Regions from separate parts of the Mus musculus genome. Here region 1 is linked to region 2. The links are chromatin loops, found by intact Hi-C in ENCODE. Cell type or tissue: left cerebral cortex. All regions are shown on one strand. Each heading gives the region's core, and the rest is flanking DNA. Links, peaks and the distances in the headings are about the cores only. Region 1 has its middle 10 kb from the start of Gm41158. Region 2 has its middle 5.8 kb from the start of Gm46455.

Evidence for each region. Peaks named below come from ENCODE experiments on the same cell type or tissue, not always from the same donor. Only the 100,000 strongest peaks of a DNase experiment are listed, where the experiment ranks them.
Region 1: a loop joins it to region 2, with 2.4 times the contacts of the local background. A loop is called at or near these places in 2 of 42 quality-filtered maps.

Annotation. Positions count from the first base shown.
Region 1 is chr14:55,452,685-55,463,768 of GRCm38, forward strand. No RefSeq gene overlaps it. Among named protein-coding and RNA genes, the nearest start is that of Gm41158, 10 kb to the right of the region's middle. In left cerebral cortex, for the core only: a CTCF peak has its summit at 5,797 (motif pointing left); DNase peaks (open chromatin) are centred at 5,797 and 7,779.
Region 2 is chr14:55,143,350-55,154,433 of GRCm38, forward strand. No RefSeq gene overlaps it. Among named protein-coding and RNA genes, the nearest start is that of Gm46455, 5.8 kb to the right of the region's middle. In left cerebral cortex, for the core only: a CTCF peak has its summit at 5,333 (motif pointing right); DNase peaks (open chromatin) are centred at 3,871, 5,334, 5,927 and 6,660.

The sequences.
Region 1 (11,084 bases), core at 1,673-9,672, 310 kb after region 2:
AGTGCATTTTCCTCTGCTGGCTAAAACAGACTTCAGTGCTGCAGCTATATGGCAAGACTTTCCATTCTCATCTGCAAGAGTCGTTTTTCTCCAGAATCTGGAGTAAGACTGCATGGTTTGTGTAAAGGGACCAGGCAGACTCCGACCAGTGTTACTTGGTGGAGCCATTTGTAACTCTTTGGAGCAAAGTCAGCTGGGCCAGGTTCTTGTCCACCGGGCTTCCTATTGAAATGTGTGCTTGGGCCAAAGTCATTGAATATGCAATGAGAACCATACAGCACAGGGAAACCCACCCCCACCCCACCCCCATGCTTCCCTTTAGTTAGATGGATGTTAAAATGTCCTCTCTCAGAGAGGTAGACATTTCAAATACATATTTCAAGGAGTCCCAGGCTTAGTTACCTACTATACAGAGAAATTCTCTCTCAGATGTTATAGCTTTCAGAACTTGGAAATCTTGGGAACACTTGGGTCCATGAATGTGAGAATATGAATTTTAATATCTAAAGAAGGTCTGGCAGAGAGTAGTCACCGACTATCTAGACAGAGAGTAGTCACCGACTATCTGGACAGAGGGTAGTCACCGACTAGAGAGAGAGAGAGAGAGAGAGAGAGAGAGAGAGAGAGAGATCACGCCACGTCTTTACCTCAGTTTCCATTCATGTTCTACAAATAACAGTCTTGGCCTTCATTGCCCTTCTCTCCATCTCTCCCTTCCCCTCCCTCTCTCTCCTCTCTCTCATGTCTCTCTCTCTGTCTGTGTATGTCTGTCTCTCTGTGTGTCTCTCTGTGTCTCTATCTCTATCTCTCTCTGTTCTCTGCTACCATTTCTCCTTTCTCAATCAGTAGTCTATTGCTATGAAGAGACACAGTGACCTCGGCAATTCTATAAAGGAAACCATTTAATTGAGGCTTCCTTACAGTTTCAGATGTTTGGTGCCATTATCATCATGATCAGTAGCATGGAGGTACAGAGGCAGATATTGTACTGGCAAAGTAGCTGAGAGTACTATATCCAAATCCTTGGGAGACAGGAAGAGAGAGCAACACTGGGACTGGCTTTGGCTTTAAAAAACCTAAAGCCCACCCTCAGTGACACACTTCCTCCAACAAGGCCACACCTACACCAACAAGGCCACACCTCCTAACCCTTCTCAAGTAGTGCCACTCCCTGATGACTAAGCATTCAAACGTATGAGCCTATCAAGGCCATTCTTACTCAAAGTACCACATCTCCATTCATCTTTTTTACCACAGATTTCTCCTCTCTCAGTCCCCAAATTCTACTAGTCCTCTGCTGATTCACTTGGACTCCTGGGCAGAGCCTTTCCACATATTGTCCTTCTAGTCTTGGTGTTGTCTCTACTCCTCATCTTTTTCTACCTGTAGCTGTGACCACACACCCTGGGTTTCCCTATACCATACTGATTTTACAGTTCCATCCTCAGATCATTAGACCCAACTTCAAATCAGAAATACAATGTAAAACAGATTTATTGTACCTAGACATCTTTTAACTGCTATGACACACACAGGATGGCAATTTCAAAATCCATCAAAGAGTTCAGCACACAGAGTAGTCATAACCCCTTGTTCCCCAGGCCCTGTGATCCCGCAGTACCCTAGTCCACAGAACAGAGACGGCAAGTATCTTTTTACCTTTCCAGATGTAGTCCACGAGCCTCTTGTCCTAGTTAGAATTGCCCAGAGTTCAGCAACAACATTAGCAAATCCTTAGCCATTCAAAAGCTAAAAATACTTAAGGAGAGTCAGGGCACAGTGGAGAAAGAACTACCCTCACAAGCATGAGGAACTGAGTTGAACCTCAGAATCCACATGAAGCCGGGCCCTCTGTGTGGGACAAAAGAAACCCTGGAAGCTTGTGGGTCAGCTTGCTTTGTGTTCAAACCACAAAACCCAAAAGAGAGACCTTGTCTCTAACAAGGCGAAAGATGAGAACCAACCAACAAGGTTCTCCTCTGACCTCTACCTACTCATGCATGTGACTGCACATGCATATACACACGTGTGCACATGCACACACACACCACACACACACACACACCACATACACACACCACACACCACACGCACACACACACACACACCACACCACACACACCACACACAGACATACACACCACACACACACACTTTTTCATCGTTTGATTATAAACAATATTGTGAAGAGTTCAGCTCTATTTCTATTGTTCATCCCATATATGCTTCATTTCCTTTGTTTTAAGGAGTATGCTAGTCTTTTAGGAGGAGGTGTTAGTTAGTTAGTTAGTTAGTTAGTTAGTTAGTTAGCTAGCTAGTTTTAATATGGGTCTCACTGTGTAGTCCAAATTGACTCATGATCCTCCTGCCTCAGCCTACAAGTACAGGGATTTCAAGTGTGTGTCTAGCTATCATCTTGGTTGTTTTTTAGTTAACATTTTAATTTTACATATAATACCAACTTACATACAATGGTACTTTAATAATATTATAAATTTTAATAGTATATAATGTTAATTTAATATAATAATTTAACACAATATTCTTTAGGGAAAATTCAGTTCTTGGGATTTTTAATTTCTTATTTATTCCTTTGTGCATACAAGAATTATAAGTATGTGCTTGTGAGGGTGTGTGTACGTGTAGTACAGAGGCCAGAGGTCAATGGATGGCATCTTACTCTTGAGCTCCACCCTTTATTAATAACTTAAATTTGTTCTTTGACTAGCTCATACAAGCGTATAATGCATTCTGATCAGTCTCACCCCATATGCCTCTCTCATCTCCCTTCATTCCCATCAGCCCCCACTCCTCCCACAAGCCCAGGTTCATGACTTTTTTTTTTCCTTTTGTGACCCACTGAGTTAACCAGGGCCATCTGTGTTTCCACAGTTGGGAACTACTGTCGCAGCCCAGTAGGCTCACCCACAGATAGACAACTGTAAGTACTGACTCTCCCTCCCCCACAACCCATCAGTAGCCGACAGCTCATCGGCGAGGAAGAGAACCTTATGAGGTTTTTCTCCTCTCTATGTCTAACAGTTCACTGGCCCATTCTTGTGCAGGTTCCACGCAAGCCCTGGCAACTGCAGTGAGTTCATGATTATAGCAGCCGTGCTATGCCCGGCAGATGGCATCTTGCTCCCTGTTCCCTATCTTCAGGCTCTTACTTTATTTCCACCCCTTCCTCCACGATGTTTCCTAAACCTTAGAGAAAATGGTATAAATGTCTTGGTTAGGGCTGGGCACTCAACCATCACAAATTCTCAGCACCTTCAACAGCCATGAATCTCTACATTCATGGCCATTCACCAGGAAAAAACAAAACCAACTTCTCTGATTAAGGTGAAAGTAACATTTGTCTATCAATACAAACATGAATATTTAGGACACAGTCTGGTGTTATGTCAATTTAAACTACAGAAGCAAGCTCTCTCCCAGGAGCCTGTGACCTCCCTACTCCTAGATTTTTTTTTTGGACGATTACTTTTAAATAGGATTTATAGTACCAGTCATGAATTCCCTCCTGTAGAGCAGGCCTTGAAATCAAACAGGGAGTCATTGGTTACACTCACAACGATCGTGCCACTGGTGCACAAATGTGTCCATCTTGCCTGTCAGGCTGGTATTGCTGTTCTTCAAGTTTACAGCTGAGTAAGATTATTGACACCTTTGCTCCTCTGAAAACCGACATAGCTAGGGCCTCCCGACACTATAAAAGCTAGACAGCAGGGCTCTAGCTTCCAGCTCATTCCAAGTTTGACCTCTCTGTATCTTGCAATCAAGGTATGTGTGTCTTTAACATTAAGATCCTTCTTTCATTGTGAAAATGTGGATGAATGTGAAAACAGGATTTTAAAGTAATTTTCTCCTCGGATATCCATAATTACTCTGTTAAAACATAATTTGTCCTATTTTAAAGCCTAATAACCTAAAGGTTATGAAAAAATATTGTTTCCTTACAGGTTCAGCACCTTCTACTTCCTTGGCTTATTCAGGTGTCTAACTATTCAGGAGTTGGGACACCAAAATCTCTCAGAGCTGCTGAACTGTCTCATTTTATAATTTAGTTTTCTAAAAAGTCTGAATACAGTGCTCAAGTAATTTTTTATTGACTTAAATGTCACTTCTGCTTTGTGCGGCTTAAAGAACATTTTCACCATGTCCTTTCAAATGGTCATTGTCTTGGCTCTATTTTTATTCTAATTTTCCCAAACTAAAACAATTTTAAAATCATATTTTTAAATAATAAAGAATTATTGCTGAGAGCATATAATGTCTGCTTAATTTCTTTGATGAAGAAGAGGAGGAAGAAGAGGAGAAAGAGGAGGAGGAGGACAAAGAAGAAGAAGGAGGAGGAAGAGAAGAAGAAAGAGGAGGAAGAAGAGGAGGAGGCTATAACCACTGTCTGGGCTTTGTGTGGTTCCTGTGATCACTCCTTTTATCAGGTGGCTCGTGCCTGTGATCCAAGCACTTAGAAAGCTGAGGCAGGAGAAACCCCATAAGTTCAAGGGTAGCCTGAGCCACATAGTAAGTTCTAGGCCATCTTGAGCTACAGAACAAGACCCTTTCTCAAAAAAAAAAAAAAAAAAAAAAGAAGAAGAAGAAGAAGAAGAAGAAGAAGAAGAAGAAGAAGAAGAAGAAGTTAAAAAGCTTTTTAAGTTCATTGCTCTTCTTATTAAATTTTTTTCTCTCAGCCCTCAAAAAATGTATATATTAATGGTTGCCTACATAAATATATGTACACCACGTGTGTGCCTGGTATCCAAGAAGGTCAGAAGAGCATCATTGGATCCCTGGAACTAGAGTAACAGGCAGTTGTGAACTGCCTTGTACTGGGTATTTAAGCTTTTAGGGAGTCATTTTAACGCATTTTCCCTTAACTTATCTGTGGTCTATCTTCTGTATCACTGGAAATCTTTAGTAAAAATTTTAAATTCATTTTAATAGACTCTATAATTAAGTTTCCTGAGCTCCCATTGCCTCTATACACCTGGATTATCACACACACACACACACACACACACACACACACACACACACACACTAAAGAATACCTCTCTGTGTTTTGTTGTTGATCTTAAGGCTCATAATAAGTTGGAATACTGAAATAAAATCTGACCACACACCCCTACTTGTTAGCTGCAGTCCAAAGTTTCTGAACCTTTCAGGCATCTGTCAGTTTCCATGGCAATAAATGAAAGAAACGATTAATTATTTCCAAGGTCATTTTTCCAGCTGTCAATTTCTACAGCGTTAAGTAATGTTTACACTGCAAGAGCAAGCACTAAGTGAAAAGTTCATATGTATGCATACATGTACACACACACACACACACACACACACACACACACACAGCCCTACTTTGATTTCCCTATTCCTAACAATTTCAAATCCACTACCAGTAAGCATAAAATGAATGAAGTCGTGAAAATAAATGGATGAAATCGGGCAGTGGTGGCGCACGCCTTTAATCCCAGCACTTGGGAGGCAGAGGCAGGCGGATTTCTGAGTTCGAGGTCAGCATGGTCTACAGAGTGAGTTCCAGGACAGCCAGGGCTATACAGAGAAACCTTGTCTCAAAAAACCAAAAAAATAAAAATAAATGGATGAAAAGGGTAAATAAAAGAATAAAATAGAAATTTTCTCCCTCTAGAACCAGAGCAGCCTCTCCTCCCCGGGACCTGCTCCCATGTATGAGATACCTAGAACCCAACAGGCAGCACCGTGTCAGGCACCACCAGATCTCATCCCAGTCTGTATGCCAGAGAGGTCCGAGAGCCCCCTAGTGGACAAGGGTGTTATCGCCACCTTCTTCACATCCAGAAGACAAGAGAGATGGACCGCTCTAGACGCCCCAGTGGGAACTTCTGAGAAACACAACCAAGGCCAGCCGCGGGGGAACAGGCTTGCCTTCACCCGAGAAGTGGTGCTTTTGCCATCTGAGGAAGCTCATTCCCTCACGTTTTAAATGTGTGCCTCAAGAAAAAAAATGCCAAAATTAATTCCAAACAGTATGACCAGATTTTGGTCACTCCTGGCAGAAATAATCTTATAAATTTCGAATAACTAAAAATTAATTTGCCTCCCACAAGACTCTTTTTTTCTCTCCTTTGAATTTCATTATACATCATTTGCACTGTCAAAACACATCTCAAAAAGACATCACTGGTAGCTGGTGGCAGAGCGGTGAGGGATGGAGCTGTTTTGACAGGCTGTAAATGGGAAGGCTGCAACCACTCCAAGTTATTGAGTAGACAATCTTCATGCACATCTATATGCCTATTCATTAATGCAAACAGTAAACACTGGCTCAGTTCCTAGCGGAACAGTCACAGCCTAGATGCTCAAATCTCCTCGCCTGGGAAAACTGGTTTCCCACTTATCCCAGCCAAGTCTCTTGCAGATGGTGGCTAGTTGGGAGCACTAGGAGGAGACTGTAGGTCTAGAAGTGGGAAGAAGTTGGGCTGTGTTTCCCTTCTTGTCTGTTTTCAGTCTCCTTTCACTTCATCTCCAACAGCAGCTCCAATTCCCTGTCCAGTGGCCCTAACCAAGTGGGTAACCAACCCCCTGCTACAGAGTATGGCATTAAGGAGAAAGAACAGGTTGAATCTTCACTCCAAGTTCATCTGCTGTTCCAGGTTAATATTAAACCCTAGTATGTCTAAAAGACATAGCTCAACATCAGAGACAGAGAGAGAGAGAGAGAGATTGATTGATTGATTGATTGATTGATTGATTCACCCCTCACACACACACAAGCAAGCTCCACCTCTCCTTTAAACTCCAGTTTCATTTGGTTCTACACTATCAAACCCGTGACTCAATTACTATGGGTTATATGTGACAAATGGAGCAAGCCAAGAGGAGGGAGTTTGAGTAGTGCTTGGGAACTTGACTACAACCCGAGCGGCTTTCTAAATCCAGGATTGTGAATCTAAATACCCCAAAGCATCTATTACATATCACGAATTAGTTTATATCCTTTTCACATGTAGAATGGTACTATGGAACTTTCTGGAGGTAATTGAGAACATAGTCACCTAAATTATATTCTGTAAATCTGAATGGGTTCCCAGAAACAGTTGAAAAGTCTGGCCCAATGCTGGTTAAAACCTGTCTAGGTCAAAGGATCACACACAAGGGATCAGACCCATATAAGCATTGTTTTGTTAATGTGTGCTGCACATGAAAGTTCTTGGAGGACAGAACTGTCCACTGAACCTTCACAAAGCTCATTAACCAATTAGAAATTCAGGGACTGTAGGAAGAATAGAATGTTGTAACCTCCCCCCCTCAGCCTGAAATCTGGCTGATCAGGTTTGACTGTGTATCACCAGGAGATCATGGGGGTGGAGTCTGCCACCCTATCGGTCTGCCACTTCCACTGCTACTACCTGCTGCCTAGCTGTTCTGAAGTATTTACGCGGTCACCTGCAACTGGACTCCGAAGATGATTTGGTGAGAATGGGCCCCTCCCCTCTTCTTTATAACCCAGTGTTCTGAATATTAAAATTGAGCTTTGATCAGAACCCTTGTCTTAGCTCCATTCTTTCTCCCGCCACCGCCTAGTTTCCCTCTTTTCTTTCAGATTCCAAGATGCTTTCCAGGCTCGAACCCGGACATGTGGGCCGCTGGCTGGCCTCAACAAAATGGCTTACACTCTCAGGCATGAGTCTCCTCTGTGGAACAAGCCTTACATACAACCAGAGAGCCGTGTGTTCCCTGTAACAGCCTGCACCACTACCACACCCACTCGCCTGATGTCTGGCTAGCATAACTCACAGAGTCCACAGCTAAGCAGAACGATTGGTTAGCATTCTCCCACAGTGGTGTTCACGGCACTGCCTGGTGCTTTATGAGCCAGCCAACAGGGAGAGGTTCCAGCTGAGTGCCACCCTGATGTGTCCGTGCTCTGTGGGCAAAGCCTGCAAGTGTCTTCAGCAATGCAGTCTGACCATCGAGTTCAGGCGTGTAGCATTAGCATTTTCTGTTTAAGGAGCCTCATAGGGAGATAGCCCAGCCCTGGCACTGAGATCTCCTTTTAACAGCTGATGGCTTTGGAGCATGCCTTCGTCACCCACGCAGAATACCACTTTCTTAAAGAAAGTCTTGTTGTTTTTCTACCTGCTTTTCCAGCTCTGTAAGACACTCTAAGGTTAGCATTAAAACACCCATGTAATAAAACCTGCATAGACATGGATGATGGATCTCTGAAGGCCCCACTGCTGTCCACTCAAAGGCAGTACCCATTACTTCGAGAGTCAGGAGCTAACATAAAATGTTAGCAAGGACCTGTGTGGCAGGGAATGATCCCATGTCTGGTATGCATCGTGTCTTTGGGGAACAGTGCTGAGTAAGGTGACATAGATGAGAGGCACTGCCTTATTTACCTTTCTACAACTCAACCATTTCCCATCAGCCCTGTCCCCTCTGTATCCTAGGAACTGAGGTAACCGTGTACCCCCACACACTCTCTCAGTGGTGCCAGCTCAAGCTGTTAGACCCCTCCCGAGGCCAAGGGGGGACAGAGCTGCTTTCCAGCCTGTAGCACCTTGTCACTCAGGCTGGCCCCTGATCTGTTGTGTCTGGGACAGTGCTGTGGTGAGGACAGGAGCTCCTTCATAAGCCAGGCTGCTTGCTTGGAGATGGATGAGGTGAGTGATGTCCATCTTCAGTGTATCTTTTCACAGAAAAGAAGAAGAAGAAGAAGAAGAAGAAGAAGAAGAAGAAGAAGAAGAAGAAGAAGAAGAGGAAGAGGAAGAGGAAGAGGAAGAGGAAGAGGAAGAGGAAGAGGAAGAGGAAGAGGAGGAGGAGGAGGAGGAGGAGGAAGAGGAGGAGGAAGAGGAGGAGGAGAAAGAGGAAGAGGAAGAGGAAGAGGAGGAGGAGGAAGAAAGGAAGGAAGGAAGGAAGAAAGAAAGAAAGAAAGAAAGAAAGAGAGAGAGAGAGTGAGAAAGAAAGAAAGAAAGAAAGAAAGAAAGAAAGAAAGAAAGAAAGAAAGAAAGAAAGAGAGTGAGAAAGAGAGTGAGAAAGAAAGAAAGAAAGAAAGAAAGAAAGAAAGAAAGAAAGAAAGAAAGAAAGAAAGAAAGGAAGAAAGGAAGAAAGGAAGAAAGGAAGGAAGAAAATATGCAGGGCTTAATCTGGGCACACAGCTACCCTCTCCTGAGACACGCTTAGTCTTTTGACTGCAAGGGTTTAGTCTGTGTTTGTTTAACTTGGGTCCTTGGGACACTTTTAACAAGTGACGAACCTCAGCCCCAACACCTGCTCTGTTTTATCAGCTCTGCAGTCTGTAAACTATTCTTTGGACTTTAAAGTCTTCCAGAAGCTTGCCAGCGGGCATAGGGCTTTCTGTCAACTCTTCCTTGGGACCTACAGCTCAACAGCAATCCTGAAGTATTTGCCTTCAAGTAACTGACAAACCCCCTCGTCTGTCTTTCTTGGCCCCTCTCTCCTTTTGATTGTCTTAGCACTTTTAGAACCTGATTCATAGGCTGCTCTAAGGCAGTTGGGACCATCTAAGTTTCTCCTACTTCATAAACATCTCCTCGGCGAAGCTACTAAAACCCCATACCAGCTCTGAGGTCCTGGCTCAATTTTCAACTCTCCAGTAAGCACAGTCCTGTCTGGCTAAAAACAAAACAAAGAAAAAGAAAAAGAAAACAAAACTGGGAATCGAAGAGTGCCTTTCTTGTGTCTGATTCTCTCAGTAGTGCCTGCCCTTCCCATATTGTTCCAATTCCTGATTTTCACAGGACCTGCTGAACGCCAAGTTCTCAACCGCCTTGAATGAACCAATCTGAGAAAACAAGAACATGTCTCTGAGGCAACCCACCACGAATAGTCCCTGATCCCTCAGTGTCAACTCTCCTAGACGTCGGTTTCCTGAAGCCAGCACCACATACACCATTCCTGAGGATCCTACTTTAAGCACTAATGTGGCCATCCTGCACCCAAACTCAGTGCTTTAAGGAAGCCCTCCCCAGCCTGTAAGATCAGCTCCTCTCCCCAGCCTCTCTGAGCAGCTTCTCTGGTTTATTCTGAAATGACCCTGTCTTCAAAGTACTTAAGGAACCTCTGCTTTGTTTTCTTCTTACACAATCCCCAGGGACAGAGTTCCCTAACATTACAAACTATTCTGCCTTTGTCTGGAGGAGGCATAAGTTGTTACATTAGTTTCCCTGCTCCACACCCCTGAGGCTGCTTTCATGGCCCCCACACCCCAGCCTTGTAAGCCAGGCTGAGAGAGTCTTTTCACTTGTTTAAAAGTCCTTCCCAACTGAAGCAGTTAACTCAATTGCTATCAGACTTTCTCACAACCCAGCCCTTGTTAAGTTTCCCACTTTCATTCTGAATCATGGATATTTTTCCCTGCTGTTTTCTTGGGGGGGTGGGGGCGCAGGTAGGCTCCAAGGCTAGGTTTCTCTGTGTAGACCTTGCTGTCCTGGAACACACCAGTCTGGCCTAGAACTCAGAGATCCTCCTTCTTAGTGCTAAGACCAAAGGCATGTCTCGCCGTGACCTCACAGAGCTTACAGATGATCTTCTGTATTGGACTCTGCCCACAAGACCTCCAGTTTTCTAAAGGAAAAGAAGGAGAGATGATCCAGTTTTCTAAAGGAAAAGAAGGAGAGATGATGGGGAGAGGGGAGAAAGGATTATGGGGTGCTGTGGCTGGGATGGTGAAAGGACAACATGAACCCCATTTGTCTCCGTTTAAGGACCAGGCCTGATTTTAAAAAGAAGGCCATAAGGCAAAAGCTCCAGGAACAGACCATAAAATCCAGAGAAAAGGGCCATAGAACCCTCTTCCAAAGAACAGCCCGGGGATAACCACAAGAATGGGAAAATATCTTACCGCAGGATGGCCGGCCCTATCTCATTCCATGGTTAAATGTTTATGGCATAGGCATGAGAACCACTGACCACCTGTGACCCCCTAGCACCAATGAAATTTTAGATTATCTAATCCTTCTAGAGAGTTCCCCCAGCTCTCTATAAAAAGGCTTGCTCATCTTTGTCTAGGGTTGCCATTTGGGGGAATGTTTGACCCCTGCATGCTGGTTATTTCTGTAGAATAAACA
Region 2 (11,084 bases), core at 1,187-9,186:
TATTTTTGCTGGAAAGTTCAGATATTACCACTGACAGGCACTGTTGCAGTTATTTTTCTTGAACTGACATTCTCTGCATTTCTGAGAGAATGCCTGCCAAATATCCAAATCTGAATAATCATAGTTTGACACTCTTTCTGATGAAACTAGTATTATGTGAACAAACATGGTAGTTCGGCCCACATTACGAGTCATTGCAAATGATTTATTAAGATAACCATTGCTCTTCACGATACAGTAGACTCAGGACGTGGAATTCCTGTTTCTTCACAAAGAATGTTTAAAAGATGTGCTCTCAAGAATCACAGGCACAGAGATAATCTGACAGGAAGAAAGGAATAACAGTGGGGACAGTGTGTTGTCCCTGCCTTGTCTTCTAAGTACTGGCAGCTTTACCCACGATGGCTTTTGTGTCACCACTGGAAATGTCAAAACTATTGTTCAAGGATGCAAACCAAAAACATTGGTCAAAATGAGAGAGAGGGAGAACCCAAAACACAGGTCCACACAACTTCACCACCACTTGTGTTTGTTACCAAGCAACCTAAACAAGGTGCTGTCATGGTGTGGAAGGGGGAAATCTCACAAGGCTTCACCGCAGGTGAAGAGTTACAGGCAAGGAGCAACGCTGCAGAGAGAATCAGCCCAGGGATGGGCATCCTGACAGGTTATCCAAGAGGTCAGCCCTAAGCACACACATGGAAGAGCAACACTAAATGGACTCATGTATATATGTGTACATATATATGGAGAGGGGGTGGAAAAGATACTAAATGCAGTACTCATGTACCAAAATCTCAAAATACTTAAATAAAAAGTATTCAGATAAAAAAAAAGAAAAAAAAAGTATTCAGATAAGAGAAGAGGTTATGAGTAGTCCATGATGATATTCCGAGGCTACGAGAAAACGCTCAGTCCCTATGCATGAAGCAGAAGAGAAGAGAGAGCAATGTAGGTTTCATGCTTGCAGCTGTGCCCTGAATTTGACAAGTGACTGCATCCTTGCAAAGTGGCATTGAGCTGCTCCAAATCCCATTCACGGACTGCATTCAGCACCATGAGGAATGAGGGAGTCCGAGCTTTGTCACTCTTGAGTCGCTGTGGGCTCCTCCAGCTGAGGCAGGGAGATAACTTATCTGGGGAGATGTTCCAGTAACTATTTCACTCTTAGCTTGAAAGCTGACAATTTTTGGCTTTCAAAGAGTGTATCATTTCTACATTCGCGATAGCTGATTCAGTTTTCTCTAAAATCTCAATGACTGCCTCAAAATGATGCTGTCACTTGCCCAGACCTATATTCAGTATACTCTGCTGTGTAAGGCATGATAGCACTCACTGCTAATATCCACATAATGGAGGCAAGGAGAGCTCATATCTTTGCTTTTTATTTATTTAGTTTTGCAGTTTCTTCGGAGGATATCCCTCCATTCTTCTAGTCAGAGAACTCTCTGGAATGCCCGTCTCATTTTTTTCTCAGTTTACTCAGACATAGTGATTCCGCTGTGGACGAGAAGCAGCAGCTGAACATCTTTCTTAAGTCACTAAGGGTTTAACTTTTCAGAGAGTACAAGACTGTGCATGCCTGGTTCTAAATGGGATGTCTGTATCACCCCCACTCCCACGGCTCATTCCAGAAGAGAGAGGGCAGAAAATCTTCTAAGAGCCAGAGAGAGTGAATATTCATGGTGAAAGAGCATTTGCTGGACATGTCATTGTGTCTGCAGGCACCAATTATAGCAACCGAGACTTGTGCCTAAGACCTGTTTGGTTAGGATCAAGACAGCCCAAATCCCAGCATGGGGAGGGGAGGGCTCATGAGGTCTCACTTTATCTGAGGAGTTATTGGCAAATGATGGCTTCTGAGGTAGGGGAGTCGGTGTTCTTCAGGCATGTGGCCCTTAAGGGGCTGCCCATGCTCCAGTAGCTGCTCATAATACATGTATAGACGGCCCTAAGTAGACTCAGTGAGAAAAAAAAGAGCATGTAAAGTTGGAAGGAAAAGTGGTAGAGGAGAGGAAATGAGGGTAGATTTGATTAAAACACATTATATGCATTTATGAAATTCTCAGACAATAAAATAAAACTGAAAACAATTGCACAAGAGAAAGTGTGTTTATTTTCCCCTCAGTACTAGGGTTGAACACAGACAGATTCCTGCACACTTAGGCAAGTGCTGAGCTATCCCCACTCTCCTCCTTTAAATTTCACTGGGACACTAAGTCTCTGGTTTTCCCAGGCTGGCCTTGAACTCACCATGTAGACCAGGCAGACATTGAACTTAGAATTACCCTAACTCAGCCTCCCAAGTAGCTAGGATTGCAGGCACATGTTATGCCTGATTTAAAGTGCTAACTTCGCTGAGACCCCAGACCAACCAAGCCCGGTTTTTCTGTAAGCTTGTTTGTCCGTCTTTTCCTTATTCCCTCACTTACTGGTCAGGTCCATGGCCCTAGAGGGGCTATGCGTGGACTTGGCACAGCAACATGCTAGGCATGAAGGCCATGCTCATAATCCAAGCACTCAGGAGGAAGAGACAGGAAGATTGTCAGTTCAAGGCCAGCTTGGGCTACATAGTAAAACCCTGCCTCAAAAGTTCTTTACTCTTTTCTGAACAGAGTACACAGTTTATAAGCTGGACTTTTTTTTTTCTTCAGATCAGTTAATAAGTGTCACCACTGTTTACTAGAAAACTATCATCAGGAGTGTGTGTAAAATATGGCGGTTGCTATATGAGGCTGGCAAGATGGCTTAGTGGAAATCGATATCTACTAAATGATGGAGAGGGAGGATCAGTCTTACTCTGTAGCCTGAGTTTACCTCCAAAGGTGTTTGGGTCTATTTCTGAAATTTTGCTTTTATGACTTCAGTTGTTCACGCATCAATGCAACAATGTTTTAATTATGGCTGCTTTATTCAAAGCCCTTTATATTCTAGGGTTTTTCTGTTATCTCTTGAATGGCTTTATTATTCTCGAGGCTCCTGGTTTAGTTGCCCATTGCTCCACAACAAAAGAGCCTGCAACCCTCAAGCTAGAGAACACATTGGCTCTGACCTGCTGGTTCCAGCTCAGTGCTCTCATGAGGTTGTGGTCAAGCTACCATCTGGGCTGCAGTTGTCTTCACTAGACCAGGGCTCAAAGATTAGCTGCCAAGCTGGCTCACTGAGTAGATGGCTGCAAAACTCAGGTCTTTGCTTCCTGGACCTTGTCATGGGTGACTCTCAATGTGTTAGATAGGACTGAGCCAATACGGAGACAGGAGGGCAGGGAGGGCCCAAGATGGCACTCAGCTTTTTGTCCTAATCACTCAGAGGCAAGACTGGTTTTTTGCCAGTTGGTCTGAAGTCAGTGGAGAACACACAGGGTGAGGATGCTGGGCAGCTGCGGTCATGGGGCCATCTAAGAAGCTGGTGTTCCGGGTCTAGCTTGTTTCCCTTTTCACTTGATTTACAGTCCTGGGGTCTCATATCGTCTTGAAAGCCATCAATGCCCCAATTGCTGTCCTCATCACTGAGTGGTCCTCCTGAGCACACACCTCAAGGCACAGTGCTTTCTCCGTTGACCTCACCATGTGGCTTTTCTCGTTGCTCTCAGACGGACCGGGCCCCACGCTCATACCATTCTGCACGTCATTTATCAGAATCGTCCAATCAATGGCAAACCTAATTGTACTAATTTTGAAACTCAGTGGGGAAATGCTCACCCAGGCTCTGCCTTCCTCATTTTGGTGTTTTCAGTACTCAGCATAGTTCCGGGCTTGACGTATGTTTTCCCTAGGACAGCCTGAGCGATTCATGGGTACCAGGAACTCCAGCTATTGATTTGGTTAGTTCCAGAGGTCTGACCTGGGAAAGAGGAGCCAATTCAGTGGCTTTGCAGCTGCGGCCTGTGGCCTCTTTCTGGTGCTGGCAGAAATGACTCTGCAGCCTTGTGGCCAGCTCTGCCTCTCCAGCCAGCTGAGCCCAGAGCTGTCTTCCCGCCCATCTTGGCTTGCCCTGTTTGGGGCCTGGAGCCTGCCTGAGTTCTGAGTCTGTTTCTGATATGACAGTTTATCAGGGGGGAGAGTCCTTGGGAGGGAGGTGTGGGGGCTCCATCTACTTGTTGACAGGTCTGCCCTTCCCCCAGCTTCTGCCCTCCCCAACTTGGGTGAGGCCCTTCCCCACATTCCTGAATTATGGGACTGTAAATTCCACCCGTATTGGAGTTTATTCAGATAGAATCGGCAGTCCCAGGAAATCAGCTCTGTGACAGCTCGTGAGGTCAACCCAACACATTCACAGCCCAAGGTTGGAATGATGTGGTCTGGGACAAGGCCTCATGGCTATACCAGGGCAAACGACTCTTGGAGCGGAGTCTTCATGCCTTTTCACTTCATGTCCCATCGCTTTCTCTCTGGACTTGTCTGCAGCTGTCTGTTGCTGTTGGTCGGTCACGGAAACCCTCAGGATCACCCAAGTCACCTCGGCTTTTGGAGGAGCAGAGGAGCTGAGAGGGGATGACAGGAGCCCAGCAGCATCCTTAAGCTCTCCGCTGACTGTCAGCATTTTAAGCATTGTGTGCTTCTCATTTTCTCCTTGAGTTTTTTTTTTCTCCCTCCTGCCTGCCTTCCTCATTTCCGCCCCACTTTTCTCTCTTTACTTCCTTGCCTCTTCAGGACTAAACATTGAGCCCAGGACCTCACATATGCTAGGCAAGTGTTCTACTTCTAGTTTATAATCCCAGCCTCTTTTTTAATGTTTATTTTGTGACATTGTCTCCATAAGTTGCTCAGGCTGGCCTTGAGTTCACGATCCTCTCACCTCAGCCTCCTGAGTAGCTAAGGTTACGGGCCTGCACTACGAGGATCGACTTTCTCCCCTAATCTTTCTTTTCTTTTTCTTTGCCCTCTCTTTTTGCTTTGGACCTAGCATTGAAGGTCGTTGGCCTCTGATTTGGGGCTGGTTTGAAAGTATGTCCATTTGGCTTCTGCACTCTCAAATCTATGCATCTGAATTAATCAACTTGGACAGGCTTAGAGACCACTGCAAAGGGGATGGATCTGCTGTCAGCTCGGCTCCTTCAGACTGCCTTGGAATAAAGTGTGACTCTGGGGGCCAGTGAGTGAGGGCTCTCTTGCTCCCTCTCTCTCTGGGTGAAAGGCACACGGCATGTAAGGAGAACCAAGCATAGACAAGGCTCACCTCCTCTCTGCAGTCTGTTTGCTTGCACCAGGCTAGAGCTGTTTTTCTAGTCAGTGGGCTAGCTTCTCTGTAATACCATCAGGCAAGCTCAGACCAGCAGGCCAAAGGAAATTTCCTGAAACAGGGCGGCTTCTCAGACATGTTATAACGCAGGCATTCCAGCAGGGGGTGCTCTAACACACAAAGTGTGAATCCTTTTTCTCTTGGGTCTAGTGGAGGAGCCTTGATTCTCTGTTCACTTACCCTCACTGTGTGGGGTTAATCTGTGTTGTGGCTTGGGGAGAAGAATCCCCCAGAGGGGTATTAGAATATTTAGAGCCCCGTATTTAGAAAAGGTAGATCAACCAACATCTGAAACCCCCTTAGCCCCTGGAAATATAAGACTTTCAATGTATTTCGTAGAGAAGAGGAAGGGACAGTTCAGAGGGGAAAGGAGGAAAACTGAGGGGTGGGAGGAGAACAGGGTAGGTCCAGTTTTGGAAATAAAATATCAAAAGAAGCATAATTTGGAAGCCAAGGCTGAGCCTGCCAACGTGAAGAGTTTGGTTGCCTTCATGAGGACGCTAGCTACAGACCAGAATTTAATATAAAATTTCTCTCCATTGCTGGAGCAGCACCCATCTACTTATAATTTATAGATATCAACTCTGAACTCAAGGGAATTGGGTTATGCAAGGGTTGCTAAGGAACAAGAGCAGACGTAGTAGGTAAGGCAGGGGTTGCTTAGTAACCAGGAGTCCCTGGGTGATGGAGTGGCCAGAGTAGGTTTGGAGCTGACAGGAATCATTCACATTGCGGTCTCCTGCAAGCTCCTTCAGTCTCTCGGCCTGGCATTGCTGGAGTTCACCTCTCTTCTGGTTGCCAGTCCCCAGGGGCCCTGGATTAATCCTGTCCCCTACCACTCTCTCCCTGTCTCAGTGGGAAGCTAGTCCTAGATGGAGTACAAGCACATGGGACCCTCATATTGAGAGACACAGGAGCTGCTGGGCTGATGTGGAGCTGGCACAGTTGGATTTGGGTGAAAGAAGACCTTGTAGACAAGCTGCCCATAGTCTTCCAACTCGTTGTGCCTGAGACTCCAAGGCCAGACCCTCCCCCTGCCTCGGTATCTGCACATATCTGTGGGGGCATATCTCTTCCCTCACGAGAGGCCTCCTGGGGCCCTGGGTCTCTATGTGGAGTTACCTGGCTTGGCTGCACGTGATGGACCTGCTTCAGAGAGCTTCACAGCCTGCTTTTTAAGTCACAGGCCCCGTCTCTGCCCTCCAGACACACAGGTGTTCGCACTGTTCCCGACTCCTCTGGATGCTCACACTACATACTCCTTTTCACCATTTCTCTCTGAAGACGAGGGTGTCTGTCCTGGCTAGGGAAGCCATGTCTTCCGAGGGAAAGCTTGGGTTTCCTAAGTCCTACTTCTCGGCAGCTTCCTATGCCTGAATCATTCACATCCTGCGTGAGCCTCTGGACACCGCGGAAGCCGGCAAGCAGGGAGGAAGCTTCCGATTCAGTCCCAGCTCCGTTTCTTTCTATCTTGCAGCAAAGGTGTGGAAGTGTCTTCAGCAGTAGGGGTGTTTTAAATTAACGACGGGGTTTTCCTAGGAGGCACGCTTAGACCAGCTGGCATGGAACTTACTCAGTAGACCAGCCCAGCCTCAAACTCACAGAAATCTGCCCACTTCTGCCTCTCAAGCACTGGGTTTAAAGGCCTGTGTCACCACGCTCAGGCAACAATAAGGTCCTACCATCTAGTTCCTAATGACAACCGAGAGTATTGGCAATAGTCTATAGTGTTTTCGGGGCCTCTGGGGCCTCTCTGACTAACAACTCATAAGGAGATATCCCTGGCACTGAGACATAATCCTAATTAAAAAAAAAAAAAAAAGAAAAAAGAAAAAACTAAAAAAGCCTAAACAAAACGAGGCTATAGACCTCTGGGGATTGTCTGAGTTAGGGTTTTATTGCTCTGAAGAGACACCATGACCAAGGCAAGGTTTATAAAGGACAACATTTAATTGGGGCTGGCTTACAATTTCAGAGGTACAGTCCACTATCATCATGGCAGGAAGCATGGCAGCCTGCAGGCAGACATGGTTCAGGAGAAGGAGATAAAAGTTCTATATTTTGATCTGAAGGCAGCCAGAAGGATACTCTTTTCCATACTGGGCAGATCTTGAGCATAGGACCTCAAAGCCCACCCCTACAGCCATGAACTTCCTCCTCTAAGGCCACACCCACTCCAACAAGGCCATGCCTCCCAATAGTGCCACTTTTTATGAGCCAAGTATATTCAAACTGCCTCTGGGTCCTCATGAGTACTTTTATTTAAACTGACACACAACACCAAACTGCAGTCTAAAGATTCATGTTTATACATACAGACAGTGCCAGTTTCATTCGAGAGAGACTTTTTTCTTTCTTTCTTTTTTCTGTGGAGGGTAGTGAATGCAGAGATCCATTGCAGTTCCACGATGACTGAGTGCTTCCCCCCAAGTGGGTACCGCCCTGTCTAAGGCTCAGGGAATATTGTGGAAGAGAGAATATAAGGAATTTAAGAGCCAGGGAGATAAGTAGGAGAGATATAAAATGGTATCTTTAGAACATGACACAGCCATTGTAAACAGGATCTCACAGCAGCTGTGGTGGCCTGCCCGGTGTCTGCATAGGCTGAGGCTTGTTGACAGCCAGTCATGGGTCACCTGGGGGCTGCTAGGACACCATCCCTGATGATTCTAGCAGAGGGAAAGTCATTGCCCTCAGAGAACCAAACCGTAGACCCAGCAGGCCACAGTGGACAATTCCAAGCCTGTGGACACACAGAGGGTCCTGGTTAAAACCAGCGGGTGACAAAGCAAACAAGGAGTCATGAATGTGGGACAGGGGAGTGTGGTGGGAAGGAGAAAGTGGGAAAAATATAAGGTGGGTGAGAGTAAGGAGAATGCACTGCACACCGGTAAGAAAATGTCAAAGGACAAATTCAGTTCATCAATAAACATGAAAACGATTGCAAACTATCGAAGCGAATTATATATAAAAAGAAGTCCTTCTGGGTGTGGCTGGACATGACTTTAATTCAAGTCAGGTAGATTTCTGTGAGCTCTACATCATGAGTTCCAGGCCAGCCAAAACCACATAGTAAGACCTTATTTAAAAAACAGAAAAACAAGACAAAAAAATAAAACCCACAAAAAAACCCCTCCAAGACCCCTATCATATTTCTGTGGAAGTCCTTGAGACAGTGGCAAGTGGCTTTATCTTTTAACTGAGACGGGGTCATGCTGGTCTTAAACTTGAGATGCTCTGCCGGTCGCAGCCTCTAAGTGTGGGGATCTCGACATGAGCCGACACGCTTGGCTACAGATTTGACCCTGGGAAGGGATGCGGGAAGTTTAGTGTTTGAATCCGTCTTGACCTGCTTGAGTTTTGAAGTTTACCATGAACTTTGAAAACTCTGTTCTTTCAGGTTTCATCCTCCTAACCCTGCCTCTCACTTACCCCAGAAGCACCCCCCCCCCAACCTCTGGAGTAGTCACGGCCACGTGCTTCCTGAGTTCTAACATGTGTTTGCATTATGACATGACAGAATTGCTTTGTCTGTTTGGCAAACTTGTACAATTACATTTGCATTTTGAATTAGGTTTCCTTCACTGGCTATCTTTTCAAGAGATGGGTTTTTTTGTTGTTGTTGTGCAGTATATCTTCTGAGCATTAATTTTTCACCGCTATGTAATATTTCACTGTACACATGTAACAAAACTGACTTATTTCTCTTATCACTAATGAGCACTTGCATCTGTCTTTCCTGCAGGGCTCTGACGGAGAATGTGGCTGTGAAGACACAGGGGTTTGTCACACAAGCACTGCTTCTTTTTGCTGGGCATGATGCAATCCCTTTGCATCCAGAGGTCTATTTTTACCGTCTATAAGTGACGAGCCATTTTCCCAAATGATTGTAGATTTACCCTTTGTCTAGAACTGAATGGGGGTTTCTGTTGTTTTTTACTTTTTGACTACACACAGTTAATTATGATCATTAAGTAGTAGGGTGTGGATAGCACAACACCTCTAATCCTAGCCCTCAGAGGAGGCAGGGGGACCAAGTTGGAAGTTGGGTTAATCAACAAAAAGAGGAAGGTAAGTTCAGGAAATAAGGGCTTTTGGTAGAAAACAAAACAAAACACCCAACAACATTTCTCACAACCTTAAGTTTGAGGTGAGATGTACTTCCTGCCAAGTTCCGTGTTAGACATGGTTGTACAGCCCCGCATCCCCCCCCCCCGCCCCCGCCCTCCGAGAGCCCATAACCCCAAGAGCCCACACCGCAGAGAGCCCACGGCCCCTCTGGCACACCTTGCCAAGTGGGAAGCAAGGAGGCACTAGTGCAATCCTTTTTGTTGTTGCTCAGAACCCTCGCTTGCTTCGTGATGCTCCGTGGTGGGGGAGGGGTCAGAGTGGGCCTGGTGCCCAGTGAAGGAAGCGTCTTGATATCAACTGCCCAGTCTGGGAGGCTGAGGCGGGCTGATTTCTGTGAGTTCTAGGTTAGCCAGAGCTACATAGTTCCTGTCACACAAAATCAATAAGGTTGGCAAGATGGCTTAGCCAACTGGCTGCTCTTAAAGTGGAATGAGGTGGAAAAGACCAATCGTTAGACGCTGATTCATTGATTTATTTAGTGACTTACTTAAAAAGCACTGTTTGCACTGCCTGTTGCCAAGATGACTTCACCCGATACCTGGAACAGAATGACCTGGAGAAATGGCTGAGATCACGGGTCGTTGCCCTTAGCAACCTGCGGACTGCCACGTAAGCATCTGAAAGTCCCACTGGCTCGCCCGGCCTCCTCACCTTGTAGTTTTACAGCAATAAATCAAGAGAACGCAAACGGAGCCGTGACCCAGGCCTTCCTGGAACTGTCCTGTCTTTGGCCCACCCGACATCTCTTTCCTTCTTCCTTCATGGGTGTAGAATGCTTACTTCAGAAATCCCCCCATGACACTCTGCTAGAGGACCCTGGCTTGGGTCCCAGCACCCATGTGGCAGCTCACAACTGTCTGTATCTCCAGTTTTATGGGATCTGGTGCCCTTTTCTTGTCTCCCCAGGCACCAGGCACACAAGTGGTACACAAACATACATGCAGGCAAAGCACCCACACACATAAAAATAAATATGCACTGCCCAGTATCTGGCACCATCAAAGAGCTCAGAGATTGCTGGTGGGGAAAATTTCCTTGGTCTGCTGAGTGTCAGGATGTAGGAGCTGTAATAAGCTTGGGGGCTCTAACAAGTCAGGCTGGCCCACTAACCTTCGGTAAGCCAATTAGACAAAGCAGATGAATAGTGAAAGGCAGAAAAGTAGCTTTATTCAGTGAGGCCACACTAGGGAGAAGAACAAAGAACTCTATTTAGCAAGCTCCCACCAGTCCTTCTTCAGCATCCTACAGGAGGGTAAGGTCCAGGCAGCAGAATTAGAGGGTCAATCCTGTACAGCTCACCCACTACTCTTGTCTCAGTCCAGCCTCTCCTGAAAGGATGTCGGACAAATCTTTCCTGGGAGACCATCTCCTCTTCCAATTGCCCTCAGGCCTTGCCCCTCCATCCCCAGCCTGGGCCATTGGGAGATTCCAATTTTGTGGAGTGTATTGTTTCAACAGTCTGATTGATGAGGGTGAGAGCAGGTATCTCTTGAGTACAGCCCTGGTGCTGTCCAGCAGGCCAGACTGCAGTCTCATACCATTTCCTTTTTTGTTTGTTGTGGTTCTTAGATGTCTTACCACTGAGTTGTAGCCCCAGGTTTCCTGCCTTCAGAGCCCACCTCCCATCCCTGACTTAATTTTGAGACAGTGCCTTACTAAATTACCCATGCCAGCTGTGAACTCGTAGTCCTCCTGCCTTGGCCACCCCAGTA